Regions from separate parts of the Homo sapiens genome. Here region 2 is linked to region 1. Evidence: read pairs that join two places in POLR2A ChIA-PET (ENCODE). Cell type or tissue: GM12878. All regions are shown on one strand.

Evidence for each region. Peaks named below come from ENCODE experiments on the same cell type or tissue, not always from the same donor. Only the 100,000 strongest peaks of a DNase experiment are listed, where the experiment ranks them.
Region 2: POLR2A ChIA-PET joins it to region 1 with 10 read pairs; 3 of 35 experiments call an interaction of 5 or more read pairs at or near these places.

Annotation. Positions count from the first base shown.
Region 1 is chr2:207,863,708-207,866,207 of GRCh38, forward strand. The region is part of intron 6 of PLEKHM3 (pleckstrin homology domain containing M3); the gene reads right to left. Among named protein-coding and RNA genes, the nearest start is that of FZD5, 95 kb to the left of the region's middle. In GM12878, no CTCF peak of the experiment used is centred here; no DNase peak of the experiment used is centred here.
Region 2 is chr2:207,720,431-207,722,930 of GRCh38, forward strand. The region is part of intron 1 of CCNYL1 (cyclin Y like 1); the gene reads left to right. Among named protein-coding and RNA genes, the nearest start is that of CCNYL1, 10 kb to the left of the region's middle. In GM12878, no CTCF peak of the experiment used is centred here; a DNase peak (open chromatin) is centred at 1,527; H3K27ac peaks cover 263 bases.

The sequences.
Region 1 (2,500 bases):
TGGGCAGATAGGACCTCAGAGATGCAGCATGAGGCTCTTAAAAAAAACCTGGCCATTCACTGCCTCTAATTCCCTACTGCTTTGGCATATTGGGCAATGTATTACCTCCTTAAAATAATAAAAGAATAACTTTTCTATGAAAAAGAGATAAATAAATATAATGGTGGTTAACTCTAGGGAGGGCAATAAGTCAGAAAAGCAAAAAAAATATATATATATATTAGAAAAGCAAAAACACAACTATATACAAAGTTTATATATATATATATAAGCTCTCCAAACTCATTTTCTATTTCTTATTATGTATCTCCTGGTGCAAGCAAATTGTCACTTTGTATATAGCTGTGTTTTTGCATTTGAAAAAACAATGTATAATAATTTTGCATTAAACTGAAGAAGGCTTTGTAAGAGTAGAATTTATTTTCTTAGTAAAGGGGGTAGAAATTATCCTGGCTGTTTTGAGTCAAGCATACATTTCCCACCATTCTTCAACTTACTTTTCTCTCCATTACCTTTAGGAAGCCATAGATAGACCTTCTTTTATTTATGTTCTCTGAGGAACCATTAACTCCAATAAACCCCAGTAAGGCATGCTCCTAATACCAACACATGAGATATACTTTCTAAGAAACAGCCACTACCAAATCATATATGCAACCACCAGTAAACACTTTTTAATGCGTGATGGGGTTATTTCTAAATTGTGATGGTAGCACTTCAGTTGAGTTTGGTTTTCTCATTTTACTCTTCTCTAAACAACCAAACTTAATGAGGCATTTAAAGAGAGGCACTAACAAACTATAGTCCATTTAGGGGGAAACAACCAGGATAGAGAACAGTCTGGAAACCAGGTGAGTAAAGGTTGATGAAACTGGGAAGAGAAGACCTTGAGGAAGACATGAGAGTTATTATCTAGGCTCTAAAGGAGAAGTTTGAGCATCTTGTGCATAAAGTTTTTTCTCTATTTAGTCCTTGGAGAAAGGGTGTGAACATTTTGAAGGCTCTTGAAATATTTCACCAAATTTACACTGTTAGCAATGTATATTTATTCTTAAATAGGGACCTTAATAAGCTCTGGGGATTGGTATCTGTATAATATTCAGTCTTCCTTTAAAACAATGTGATACATATCTCCATTTTATTAAATCTTCACTTATTATTGCTTAATACAAATTTATTTCCTTGTACAAGCTACTCACATTTATTATTTAGTTTAAGGTTAAACTTTTGTATATTTTTCTTATTAGCTATTGCTGGTATATTAGAATATATTGACATTTGTGTGCATTTACTATATGACAATAATTACTGAATTTCCATTGATGCTAATTACTTCTAGGTGATTCTTTTGGTTTTTCTAGTATTATATCTCTTGTTTATGTTTCATTTCTTGTTGCATCACCCAGGGCTCCTAAAACAGTATTAATAATGGTACTAGTGGTTATTTTTATTATTTCAGTAAGAATCAAACTGGAACTTATGGAGTTTATAGTGAATGACTCATTTTCTCCATTAAATACGTATATCCCGTCATTCACCACATTTCATTTATTCCCCCTCTTTTAAAATAACTGCTATACTGAGATATAATTCACATACCATGTGATTCACCTATTTAAAGTCTACAATTCAATGGTTCTTAGTTTATTCAGAGTTGTGAAACATCACCACAATCGATTTTAGGGCATTCCACTAACCCTCTGAAAAAACTCTATATCCATTAGTAGTCACTTCTGTTTTCCCTCTGCCATGCCCCTGCAAGCCCAAGGAACCAATAATTTACTTTCTGTCCAGATGCAGTGGCTCATGCCTGTAATCCCAGCACTTTGGGAGGTCGAAGCGGGCAGATCACCTGAGGTCAGGAGTTCATGACCAGCCTGGCCAACATGGTGAAACCCCATCTCTACTAAAAATACAAAAAAATTAGCCGGGCATGGTGGTGTATGCCTGTAATCGCAGCTACTCGGGAAGCTAAGGAAGGAGAATTGCTTGAACCCAGGAGGCAGAGGTTGCAGTGAGCTGAGATGGTGCCACTGCACTCCAGCCTGGGCAACAAGAACAAAAACTCCGACTCAAAAAAAAAAAAAAAAAAAAAGATATATATATATATATATATATATATATATATATACTTTCTGTCTTTATAGATTTGCCTATTCTGGAGCTTTCATGTAAATATGATCATATAATATGTAGTCTTTTATGACTGGCTTCTTTCACTTAGCATAAAGTGTTCAAGGTTCATGCTGATTTTCTTTTAAATGCCTTCACTGTAAGTCTCTTTTTTCCACCCTGCCCTAGACTTTTATCTCTCCTCTCTAGATTAATAAACTAATCTCCTAGTTTTATTTCTAGATGTCAGTCTTTTTTCTTAGATCCATCATGCATACATATTAATCAGTTTTAGACATCACTTTCATCACATACCATCTCTTCCCTCAAACCTTTAGTGAATTCTTCATTTTTGAGATGGAGTCTTGCTCTGTCACCCAGGCTGGAG
Region 2 (2,500 bases), 140 kb before region 1:
TCACAACTCTGCCTGTCGCCCAGGCTGGAGCACAGTAGTGCCATTAGAGCTCACTGTAACCTCAAATCCCTGGGCTCAAGTTATCCTGCCACTTCAGCCTCCCAAATAGCTGGAACTACAGGCATGTGCCTCCACACCCAACTAATCTTTTAAAAAATTTTTGTAGAGATGGGGGTCTCACTATGTTATGTTGCCCAGGCTGGTCTTGAACTGTTCTCAAGTGATCCTTCTGCCTCAGCCTCCCAGAGTGCTGGGATTACAGGTGTGAGTCACTGCACTCCACCCAGAAATACTCTTAAAAGTCTAAAAAAGGAGTTAAGTGCTATTAAGAAATACACAAAGGGAGAAAGGTATACTATAGCATATGAAATGTCACAGCTCAGTCACGATCACTAAAACATAGATTGAGGCGTGAAGGTAAGTTAAAGCAAGACTGAACACTGACATAGAAGGAGGTAGAGCAGTGTTTCGGAAACCAGATTTAGGATTGTCAGAAGCTAGGAAAGCAAAAGCAAGGCATGAGTGAGCATGAGACTGGAGCTTGGCTGGTACTGTGTGACCTCAGATGAGGCAGGGCAGCTCAAGACCCATCAGGTAAGACTTACCTGATGGGTGGAACGTGTGAACTTAGATAAAATCTCAGCGTTTACATCATAGTTGAGAGGTTTGAAATGTTTGTGTTATGGACCGTAAGACTAATACAGTGTGCAGTATGGTAGAGCAGGTCAGTAAATGCAGTAAGCCTTTAAATAAACAGATGCCCAGCAGTTGGCCCAGAAACTGCCAATGTCTCCTGTTTAATTGGGATATATTGAAATCAATATGTTGAACTCAATCTCTTTCTCTGAAATATGCTGCTTCTGTCAGTTACTTTCTTGGTTGCTGCCCTCTCCCTTTAATATTTTGACAAGAAAAATAATTTCTTTACAGTTTACAATTGCATAATTTTAACACTTTTAGCCTTTAGTAATAATGCATTTCATTTATTCTAAGTTCCATATTTTTACATTTTTAATTAACATCTGTGAAATTGAGATGGCTGATAGATTCAAGGAGAAGCAGTGTTCAATGTCAGTGGATCTTACAGATTTCTTCCCCTGAGGGGGGTGTTTATATTAAGACCTGAGTTTAATTTTTTTTTGTCTTACTTGCCCCCCATCATACTATCATGCTTTCGAATTAAGTTGCAATTTAAATTGATAATACAAAACTGGTGGGTCTTAAAATACAATTTTATACATAACCCCTAACCATGATATCAAAAACTATTTCTTCTAGTTTCAAACATTCTTAGGAGTTTTTTGTTTTTTTTTTTTTTGTTTTGAGACAGAGTCTTGCTCTGTTGCCAGGCTGGAGTGCAGTGGCGCCATCTCGGCTCACTGCAACCTCTGCCTCCTGAGCTCAAGCAATTCTCCTGCCTCAGCCTCGGTGGCAGCTCCTGGCTGGCTAGCAGTGCTAGAGTACAGCCCTGCCTTTCTCCTTTGGTTCTTGGGAAGTCCCAAGAGAAATGTAATTGATTGGCCAGCTGTAAGTCACATGCCCACCCTAAAACCCCTGAGTTGAGGGAGTGCCAGCTTGTTACTTGGGCTTATTTGGCTTTTTTCTCTATATCTTATCATTTCTGTTATCCTAGTTGCCTTGGATTTTTTTTTTTTTTTTTGAGATGTAGTCTTGCTCTGTTGACCAGGCTGGGGGGCAGTGGTGTGATCTTGGTTCACTGCAACCTCTGCCTCCTGGGTTCAAGCGATTCTTCTGCTTCAGCCTCCCGAGTAGCTGGGACTAGAGGTGCACGCCATCACGCCTGGCTGATTTTTTTGTATTTTTAGTAGAGATGGGGTTTCACTGGGTTGGTCAGGCTGGTCTCGAACTCCTGACCTCATGATCTGCCAGCCTCAGCCTCCCAAAGTATTGGGATTACAGGCATGAGCCACCATGCCCAGCCGCCTTGGATATTTCTTATATTTACACAGTAGCACATCTTGGTTTTCTTATATTTAAATACATAGTAGCACATCTTGATTTGGGGCGGGGGAGGTGTGTGTGTGAAGCCTGCTCCTCTTTGATTTTGGTACTTAATTTTCCTGGACTTCATTGAAAATTCCTAATTAAACTTTATCATGACATAGGTACTGATTCATAATATGGCTTCTTCTGTAAACATTAGTTATTTTTTAGATTCAAATGGTAGTATATTTGCTTTCTTTTTGAAAGGAAGTAGTCATGAATCCTTTTAGAAGCTTTAGGTAGAGGCTGGGTGTGGTGGCTCACGCCTGTAATCCCAGAACTTTGGGAGGCCGAGGGGGGCAGATCACAAGGTCAGGAGTTTGAGACCAGCCTGGCCAGCATGGTGAAACCCAGTCCCTACTAAAAATACAAAAATTAGCCGGGCATGGTGATGCGTGCCTGTAGTCCCAGCTAGTTGGGAGGCTGAGGCAGGAGAATCACTTGAACCCGGGAGGTGGAGGTTGCAGTGAGCCAAGATTGCACCACAGCACTCCAG